Regions from separate parts of the Homo sapiens genome. Here region 1 is linked to region 2. Evidence: read pairs that join two places in POLR2A ChIA-PET (ENCODE). Cell type or tissue: OCI-LY7. All regions are shown on one strand. Each heading gives the region's core, and the rest is flanking DNA. Links, peaks and the distances in the headings are about the cores only.

Region 1 (5,383 bases), core at 152-5,151, 160 kb before region 2:
AATCAGTGGTTTATTTTGCAGCTTGCCTCAATTTGGACTAGCCACACTTGAAGTCCTCAAGGGTCTCGTGGTTGGTGGGTACCATTTTGGAAATTGTAGGTTTAGAGTATTGCTGATGGCATCCTGATTTTGATCTTTCATGACTGTTGTTTTCCACTGGAAGTTTCTTTATTCCTCTGTCACTGTTATTTTCTTTTAAAAAAAATTGTGGCCACCCTAGTGGGTATGAAGTTGTATCTGGTCATGGTTTTGAGGTGCATCATGACTAATGATGTTGAACATCTTTCTTGTACTTATTAGGTTTTATCTTACAATTAATATTAATTGGCTGTCAGAAGCATCTCTTATGATTGTTTCCAAAGTCATTTTACAAAACCCTTGCCTTTAATTGGCTAAGTATACAAACAAAATCTAATAATTAAATTTTAGCCCAAAATCCTGAGTACATATTTTGGTCTATATGGTAACATTGTATTCACCTATAGAGGTGTCCCTCTCTCCCTTTCAACAAAACATCCTGAAACTTGTTTATAAATCATGTATTTGTTAGTAAGTCAAAGTTTTAATAGAAGCTAATAGAGCCCTCTATTTAACTTTCAATTGCAAAAGGAATTTACTGTTTTTGTTGCCATGTATGTTATATTACATGAGGTTTCATTAAAGTGAGAGCATGTACTTCTCTATGTATAAGAAAAGGTAATATTTTGGATTCATTTCTGGCCCAGGAATATTTGGACAGAATGTTTGTGACATGTACGCTTAAGTAATACAATATATTTCATAATTTTTAGTAATTCAGAGTTAGGCTATCTTCCAGAAGGTCTATAATTAGCAATTTCTTATTATGATTTAATGTAGAGCTTCCCAACCTTTTCATATCATGGTACACATAAAAAATATGGCACATTGGACTACACAGATGAAGTTGCTTAAGCCAGTGGTGCGTTGCCCTGAGGACTGAGGTAATCAATATATGTATTTCAGCATACCTGTAAACCAGGCTTACTAGTTGGACAACTGGTTTAACGTAACTTTTTTTTTTCTTTTTTTGAGACGGAGTTTTGCTCTTGTTGCCCAGGCTGGAGTGCAGTGACGCAATCTAGGCTCACCACAACCTCCGCCTCCCGGGTTCAAGTGATTCTCCTGCCTCAGCCTCCCAAGTAGCTGGGATTGCAGGTGCATGCCACCGTGCCTGGCTAAGTTTTTTTGTATTTTTAGTAGAGACAGGGTTTCTCCATGTTGGTCAGGCTGGTCTCGAACTCCTGTCCTCTGGTGATCTGCCTGCCTCGGCCTCCTAAAGTGCTAGAATTACAGGCGTGAGCCACCGCGCCCGGCCTAATGTAACTTTTTAAAAAATGTTCAGCTTGGGTAATTCAGCTACTTAATACTTGATTCTGGCTCTGGAATTACATGCCAGTAGATACATGCCAAGATAGAACTGGTAGGTGTATTCGAAAATTGGTACATGCATACTGAACAATATTTTAATTCAGATTTTTTCATTTGCAAGCAACAGAGACCAAATTCAAATTGGCTTAATTTTTTAAAAGGGAATGTACTGATTTGCATAATTAAAAGCCTGGGGTGGGCATTTTTTAGGCACAGCTGGATCCCGGGGCTCAAGTGTACCTTCCATGTCACTTATTTAAAAGCTTTAGTCCTTACTTAAATGGTTTAGGCTTTTCTGTATACTAGGTGAATTTTTCTGATATTGTAATTTATTGAATGATACTTTAAGATCAAGGTTGCTGGACCAAAAATTTGACCTCTTATTGTCATTGAAATAGAGCTAGGATTCTACTGACATGTTATTTTATTATCTTTTTGCATGGGTTGATGCCATGTTAACAATTGGCTGTGGTAGAGCTTTTACATACTTACAGGCATATGCACAGACAAGTACAGTAACGCTTTTCCCTGCTCTGCTTGTCTGCAGGCAGTGAAGTGAAATCTGCAAGAGTCCTGCTCGCTCAAGGCCTGCATACAGGAAAGAAGCAGGGGAAAAGCGTTACAAACAGCTTTTGTTCTACAGCATTTTAAAATATAACAGGTAGGTCAGATTTTTGGTCTGTCAGCCTTGACACTATCCCTTGAAAAGTAGGTCATGTCATCGACATGTATTTAAAATGTGACTGTGATAAAAGTTTTTAAGATTCTTTTTCTTGCAAAGAAGTTATTTAATAAACTCCCTTAGTGTTATTAGACATTAGCTACTAAAATAGCCTTTTTACTGACTAGAATTATAGCCCAGCTTGAGAGTGGCAGATGTGATAAAAATATACTAAAATTTTCAAGATTTTTAAAAATTTAAATTCAATCCTGTGGATTAACTCAAGACATATTTTGCATAATCTAGCCAGATTCTGAAGCATATTAGTAACTTTAGAATATAAAAAGAACAAAAGAAAAATTTTACGCCAACTGCCTGTAACTACCAAGTTACTCATGCAGCCGTTTTGTTTTTTAGGTATATTGGAAAGTCTGATTCAGTTACGATCAGTGTATGGAATCACAAGAAGATCCATAAGAAACAAGGTGCTGGATTTCTCGGTTGTGTTCGTCTTCTTTCCAATGCCATCAACCGCCTCAAAGACACTGGTTGTGAGTAGATACGAGTGCTTTTCCAATTAAAAAACATATATGTGTGTGTGTGTATATGTATTTGTGCATATACATATATACATGCACTATATATGTATCCTCAAATATATATTTAAAAATAATATATATATTTGAGTATGTTGGTAGGGCTTCAAACACAACTTCTTGTGCATGTCTGAAACATTGGTAAAAATTCCTGATCTAAATTTATTTTGTAGACTTAAAAAAAAAAGAAACATTTTAAATATGTGAAACTTACAGCCAAATCAGGGCTGATGCTTCATTTCCAGCTAATTTAAAAGTATTAAGAAATGATTGATATCCAGAATGGCAAAAATAAAGGTATCAGGATGTATATGCCTTTTAAAATTTCTTAGTATCCTTTTCTGGTTTTGGTGGATTTGTGGATGAAATGCTTTTATTTAGGTGATTGGAGTATTTAAGCTGGCAGTTAAAGGGCAATTACGAAGGGGTAAGAATGGTATAATACATAAAACTGCTGTGACAAAATTAAAAGTTAAAGATTAAACGTTATTTTGAGTGTACAACAGCTGTATTAACTACTTAACTGTAGCTGAGTTTATCATCAGCCTGAGGATTTAGAAGATTAGACCAAGATCAGGACATTAGAAGTGGTTTTCATAATGGATTTATAAGTTGACTTAGCATAACCAGGTGAGTCTTTTGGATGGGTCTTTCCATTGGAACATAAATGGGAATTCCTTTTTCAACAGGTTTTTTTTGTGTGTTTGTTTCTATAGAATTCTTTTTTATATAATGTAAAAAATACCGTTAGTCATCGTCATGGGATTTTAGCCCAGATGCATATGCTAAACAAACTCACATAAGATCTAAGGAAATTAATAAACAAAAAAGAGTAAATTTAGCATTGACTATTAAATATATCAAGAGATTGTCTCTTTTAATGTAGTATGATACCACAGCATAGGTATATATTGACCTTGTGAAAAAGAAAAGGGCAGAAAATTGAGCTAGAAGTTCTTAGTCCAAGATATTTAAAGGCATCTAAGAAATTCTTGTATTTCTGGGCTGACAGGGTAACCAACAGTAGAGAAAAGACACTGGGATTGGAAAAAATGAATTGCATATAAAAGTAAACTGTTTTATTACTCAGCAAACTGAAAACTTATAGGTCAAATGTCTGACATTATCCCTAGTTCAATAAGTTTACAGTTATTGAAGACTTAATGTGCTACTGTTCTAAACCCTGGCTGTATAAAGGAGAAAAAGGCATGAATCCTGTCCTCTGAGAAGGAAGGGCAAAGGCCTGCTGGCAAAGGGAGCATGCCGCATTGGAAGGACTGAATAGGAGAGGAGGAGTTAGTTGCTCTGCAGAATCCACTGTATAGCCAGCTTAGTAGCACCCATTTATTTTGCAAAGGGAAAAATGTCTGTATTTTTGGTTGGATAAGTAGGGACTGTAGTTTAGGGGCATGGATTTTTCTGTTTCTTGTGACTGCTTCATTGTATTAATTTATTTGACTTTTTTGATGTGCAGTAATATTGAATTTATCAAATATTTATTGAGCACCTACCTGATGTAATGTTCTACCAGATTGGAGTGGAAAATACAAAGACTAAGATATGGTCTCCTCCATTTATCAATTCACAGATAAGTAGACAGATGGCATACAGTTGTAAAAGCATTCAGCTATAAGTGCTGTAATCAAAGTAAAACCAGCGTACTTTAGGTGACATTGTTCCTTACTGTAACTTTCAGGGCCAGGTCAGTGTTATATCTCTTTTACAGATGAGGCATCTGAGAGAAGAAATGATTTGCTCCTAAATGAATGAGTGACAGAACTGATGCAAACCCAGATTTTACAGTTTATTCTTGGCTTCTTATGAATACTTTTTTGGGTCCATGTCATTTGAAATGGTTAGTTAAAAAATGATAATGACAACTAACATTTGTTGACCACTTATGTGCCAGGCACTATGCTGAGAGTTTGGCATAATTATCTGATTTAATCCTCAAAAAAATATGAGGATTCACATATTGTCATATGTGAGAAAACCAAGGCTTAGGGATAAATTCCTTAAGACCAACAATTATTAAGACTCAGACTAAAGTGGTCTAAAAGTTTTGGAGAGAAAGTGACTGCATGTTGGCAATGTAATACACCAGTGTTTGGTTTTTGAAATCTGAACTCTTTAAATGATAGGTTTGATTTCTAATGGATTGTGGAAATTTATTGTCACTCTATAGATGTTAGAATCTCTGATACCAGCTAATTTTTTCGTTGCTTTCTTTGTTGACTTCAAATAGATCAGAGGTTGGATTTATGCAAACTCGGGCCAAATGACAATGATACAGTTAGAGGACAGATAGTAGGTAAGTGTGGAATTTAAAGTTACATGAATTTTGGTTTCAAACTGACCTAAAGTGTAAAATACCTTTTAAATCAAAGTATAATAACTGTAGCTTCATTGTGTTGGCCTGAATTAAATGAGCCAGGTAAAATGTTACAGTGAATCCAGGATCCAGGTTAACTTAATTTAAAAAACTTTAATGTAAAAAAAAAAAAAAGTTTTGTGAAGAACTGTTGATCCTTCAGGATATAATTCTTTCAAAGTATCCTAATATAGTAGAGCACTAAGTTCAGACTTTATAAATGTTATTAAAGTTTACTGAAAATAATTCTCAAACTAGTTTTTTTAGTAAGAAGAGAACATTCTATTGAACTTGTTTTAATGTTTAATGCTTTACAGCTTTAAAATCTATGCTAATTGAGAAAAAACAGAATGAGCAATGGTAGTG
Region 2 (5,383 bases), core at 248-5,247:
TGGCAGGCGCCTGTAGTCCCAGCTACTCGGGAGGCTGAGGCAGGAGAACGGCGTGAACCTGGGAGGCGGAGGTTGCAGTGAGCCAAGATTGCGCCACTGCACTCCAGCCTGGGCGACAGAGCAAGACTCCGTCTCAAAAAAAAAAAAAAAAAAAAAAATGTTTTAGCTCAAATGATGATGCTGTTTGAAAATTTTATATACCCAATGATATGATTTCGCTCTGTGTCCCTGCCTAAATCTCATCTCGAATTGTAATCCCCAAGTGTTGAAGGAGGGATCTGGTGGGAGGTGATTTGATCATGGGGGTGGTTCCCCCATGCTTTTCTTGTGATAGTGAGTTCTCATGAGATCCAATGGTTTAAAAGTGTGTGGCAGTGTGGCAGTTCCCCCTGCCTCTCTCTCTCCTGCCGCCTTGTGAAGAAGGTGCTTGCTTCCCCTTTGTCTTCTGGCACAATCATAAGTTTCCTGAGGCTTCCCCAGCCATGCAAAACTGTGACTCAATTAAACCTCTTTCTTCATAAATTACCCAGTCTCAAGTAGTCCTTTCTGTTTTTTTTTTTTTTTTTTGAGACGAAGTCTCACTCTGTTGCCCAAGCTGGAGTGCAGGGGTGCAATCTTGGCTCACTGCAACCTCCATCTTCTGAGTTCAAGTGATTCTCCTGCCTCAGCCTCCCGAGTAGCTGGAACTACAGCCACCCACCACTATGCCCAGCTAATTTTTGTGTTTTTAGTAGAGATGGGGTTTCACTATGTTGGCCAGGCTGGTCTTGAACTCCTGACCTCATGATCCGCCCACCTCAGCCTCCCACAGTGCTGGGATTACAGGCATGAGCCACCATGGCCAGCCTCAAGTAGGTGTTTATAGCAGTGTTAAATCTGGCTAATACAGAAAATTGGTACCAGGAGTAGGGTACTGCTATAAAGATACCTGAAAATATGGAAGTGACTTTGGAACTGGGTAATGGGCAGAGGTTGGAAAAATTTGGAGGGCTCAGAAGAAGACAAGAAGATGGTTGGACATGGTGGCTCATGCCTGCAATCCCAGCACTTTGGGAGGCCAAGGTGTGAGAACTGCTTGAGCTCAGGAGTTCAAGACCAGCCTGGCCAACATGGTGAAACCATGTCTCTACTAGAAATTAAAAAAATATCTGGCCATGGAGGTGCATGCCTGTAATCCCAGCTACTCAGGAGGTTGAGGCATAAAAATTGCTTGAACTTGGGAGGCAGAGGTTGCAGTATGCTGAGATCATGCCACTGCACTCCCGCCTGGGCAACAGAGTGAGACTCTGTCTCAAAAAACAAAAACAAACCCAAGAAGAAGACAGGAAGATGTGGGAAAGTTTGGAACTTCCTAGAGACTTGTTGAATGGTTTTGACCAAAATGTTGATAGTGATATGGACAATGAAATCCACTCTGAGATGGTCTCAGATGGAGATAAGGAACTTATTGGGAACTGGAGTAAAGGTCACTCTCGCTATGCTTTAGCAAAGAGACTTGTGGTATTTTACTCCTGCCCTAAGGATGTGTGGAATTTTGACCTTGACAAATATGATTTAGGGTATCTGGCGTAAGAAATTGCTAAGCAGCAAAGTGTTCAAGAGGTGGGCTGGCTACTCCTAATGGCATACAGTCACATGCATTTACAAAGGGATAATCTGAAATTGGAATTTATATTTAAAAGGGAAGCAGAGTATAAAAGTTTGGAAAGTTGGGGCCAGGTGCAGAGGTTCATGCCTGTAATCCCAGCACTTTGGAAGGCTGAAGTGGGCAGATCACGAGGTCAGGAGTTCGAGACCAGCCTGGCCAACAAGGTGAAACCCTGCCTCTGAAAAAAAAAAAAATACAAAAATTAGCTGGGCGCAGTGGTGCGCACCTGTAGTCCCAGTTACTCAGGAGGCTGAAGCAGGAGAATTGCTTGAACCTGGAAAGAGGAGGTTGCAGTGAGCTGAGATTGCACCACTGCACTCCAGCCTGGGCAACAGAATGAAACTCCATCTCAAAAAAAAAAAAGTTTGGAAAGTTTGCAGCCTGACCATGTGGTAGAAAAGAAAAACCCATTTGCTGGGGAGAAATTCAAGCCCCTGGGCTGCATAAATTTGCATAAGTAAAGAGAAGCTGAATGTTAATAGCCAAGACAATGGCGCAAATATCTCCAGGGCATTTCAGAAATCTTCATGGCAGCCCCTCTCATCACAGGCCTGGAGGCCTAGGAGGGAAAAATGATTTTCCAGGCCAGGCCCAGGGCCCTTCTGCTCTGTGCAGCCTCAGGACATGGTGCCACACGTCCCAGCTGCTCCAGCTCCAGCCATGGCTAATAGGGACCAAGGTACAGTCCAGGCTGTTGCTTCAGAGGGTGCAAGCCCCAAGTCTTGGCAGCTTCCATGTGGTATTGGGCCTGTACGTGCACAGAAGACAACAGTTGAGCTCCGCCTAGATTTCAGAGGATGTATGGAAATGCTTGGATATCCAGGCAGAAGTCTGCTGCAGGGGTGGAGCCCTCATGGGCCTCTATTAGGGCAATGCAGAGGGGAAATGTGGGGTTGGAGCTCCCTACACAGAGTCCCCACTGGAGCATTGCCTAGTTGAGCTGTGAGAAGAGGGCTACCATCCTCCAGATCCCAGAACGGTAGATCCACTGACAACTTGCACTATGTGCCTGGAAAAACTGCAGGCACTCAATGCCAGCCTGTGAAAGCAGTTGTCCCTAAAGGCTATGATGTTAAGGGTTTTGTGGAAAATTTGGTGAGCAGGGGGCTTGGGAATGGGTGTTACTGATTGGTTGAGGATGAAATCATAGGGGTGTGGAAAACAGTCTTCATCAGTTGAGTCCACCTCTGCATGGAGCCACAGGATCAGCTGACTCATGAGTCATGGGTCCAGGTGGGGTCAGTCTGAAAGATCTCCAAAACACCAATTGTAGGTTTTACAATAGTGATGTTATCTACAGTGTTTCCAGAAAGGGGTTCTGATCCAGACCCCAGCAAACTAATGTTTCCTCCCCATTTTAGACCACATAGGGTAACTTCTAGACGTTGCCATGGCATTTGTATACTGTCATAGTGCTGGTGGGAGGAGTGTCTTTTAGCATGCTAATGCATTATATTAGCATAATGAGCAGTGAGGATGGCCAGAGGTCACTTTTGTTGCCATCTTGGATTTAATGGGTTTGGGCTGGTTTCTTTACTGCATGCTGTTTTATCAGTGGGTTCTTTATGACCTGTATCTTGTGCCAACCTCCTATCCCATCCTGTGACTAAGAATCCACAACCTCCTGAGAATGCAGCCCAGCAGGTCTCAGCCTTATTTTACCTAGCCCCTGTTCAAGATGGAGTCACTCTTGTTCCAACACCTCTGACACATTTCTTCCTCCCTTTTACAAGAGGACTAAGTGTTGTAGAGGGAGGAGGATCCATCATCAGTAACTTCTTTGGGCTGAATAGGGGTGGTGATATTCCTGCCTAATTATTAGGGTCTCTTTTATTCAGGGTAGAGAGGAGCTCAGTCAGAAAGCATTAGTATGGTGAGGGCCATTCATAACTCTGAGTTCTGACAAAAAGGTGGTATCTGGAAGATTAATAAGTATTCAATTTAAGAAAATGTTGGCCAGGCACAGTGGCTCATGCCTGTAATCCCAGTGCTTTGGGAGGCCAAGGCAGGCAGATCACCTGAGGTCAGGAGTTCAAGACCAGCCTGACCAACATAGAGAAACCCTGTCTCTACTGAAAATACAAAATTAGCCAGGTGTGGTGGCTCATGTCTGTAATCCCAGCTGCTCGAGAGACTGAGGCAGGAGAATCGCTTGAACATGGGAGGCGGAGGTTGTGGTGAGCCAAGATTGTACCATTGCACTCCAGCCTGAGCAACAAGAGCAAAACTCCATCTTAAAAAAAAAAAAAAAGAAAATGTTGAGTAAGTTTATCCTGCATTCCTACACAAAGAGTACAACAGCCATATATTCCATAATAGTAAAACAAAATAGATAAAATAATTCCAAGTAAACTAAATAGGAAGGCTTTCCATGAACTGGGCAATTGTTGGAACCAAGCTGATATGGAGTTGCTAGCCAATCCCAATGCATGCCCAGAATTATAAACCTGATGCAAATTTTTACATTGCCCATTCCTCCTGTTTCTGCTGAGCAGCAGACAGAGATCACTCATTGGTTCACAAAAATAATCAGGGTCAGTCTAAATAGCAGAAAAGTTCAGGTGTGATGGCTCACGCCTGTAATTCTAACACTTTGGGAGGCTGAGGAAGGTGGATCACTTGAGGCCAGGAGTTCAAGACCAGAGTAGCCAACATGGCGAAACCCCATCTGTACTAAAAATACAAAAATTACCTGGGTGTGGTGGTGGGTGTCTGTAATCCCAGCTACTCGGGAGGTCAAGGCATGAGAATCACTTGAACCCAGGAGGTGGAGGTTGCAGTGAGCCGAGATCATGTCGCTGCACTCCAGCCTGGGTGACAAAGTGAGATTCTGTCCAAAAAATAAAATTTAAAAAGCAGAAAAAACTCAAAAACAATGGATGAGACCAGACTCTAATAACAGATATGTATTAGTCCGTTTTCACACTGCTGATAAGGACATAGCCAAGACTGGACAATTTACAAAAGAAAGAGAGTTTTAATGGACTTACAGTTCCACATGGCTGGAAAGGCCTCACAATCATGATGGAAGGCAAGGAGCTGCAAGTCACGTCTTACATGAATGGCAGCAGGCAAAGAGAGAGCTTGTGCAGGGAAACTCCCCCTTATAAAACTATCAGCTTTCATGAGACTTATTCACTATCATGAGAACAGCATGGGAAAGGCCTGCCCCCATGATTCAATTCCCTCTCACCAGGTCCCTCCCACAATGTGTGGGAATTCAAGATGAGATTTGGGTGGGGACACAGCCAAACCATATCAAGGTATACCATAGTTTTTGATACACAATTTTTTCTCTCTCTCATCTTCCATTTTTATTAAATTAAAACAAATCATGATAGGACTGATTTGTTTGCAAAACAGGCTTTAATCTTATGATACTTGGCATATTATCGGCATAATGTGCAGCAAGAATAATTATTTGCTATATAGGCTTCTTTTAAATTTGGCTTTGATTGCCAGGCACGGTGGCTCATGCCTGTAATCCCAGCACTTTGGGAGGCTGAGGCAGGCAGATCACCTTAGGTCAGGAGTTCAAGACCAGCCTGACCAACATGGAGAAACCCTGTCTCTACTAAAAATACAAAATTAGCTGGGCGTGGTGGTGCATGCTTGTAATCCCAGCTACTCAGGAAGCTGAGGCAGGAGAGTCACTTGAACCCAGGAGGCGGAGGTTGCAGTGAGCAGATATCACACCATTGCACTCAAGCCTGGGCAACAAGAGCAAAACTCCAT

Evidence for each region. ChIA-PET counts read pairs that join two places held together with the same protein. Peaks named below come from ENCODE experiments on the same cell type or tissue, not always from the same donor. Only the 100,000 strongest peaks of a DNase experiment are listed, where the experiment ranks them.
Region 1: POLR2A ChIA-PET joins it to region 2 with 5 read pairs; 5 of 35 experiments call an interaction of 5 or more read pairs at or near these places.

Annotation. Positions count from the first base shown.
Region 1 is chr17:64,590,658-64,596,040 of GRCh38, reverse strand. It overlaps SMURF2 (SMAD specific E3 ubiquitin protein ligase 2), which reads left to right. Exons shown (of 19, transcript NM_022739.4): 4 at 2,468-2,601; 5 at 4,892-4,957. Among named protein-coding and RNA genes, the nearest start is that of SMURF2, 69 kb to the left of the region's middle. In OCI-LY7, for the core only: no CTCF peak of the experiment used is centred there; no DNase peak of the experiment used is centred there.
Region 2 is chr17:64,435,234-64,440,616 of GRCh38, reverse strand. No RefSeq gene overlaps it. Among named protein-coding and RNA genes, the nearest start is that of MILR1, 11 kb to the left of the region's middle. In OCI-LY7, for the core only: no CTCF peak of the experiment used is centred there; a DNase peak (open chromatin) is centred at 2,476.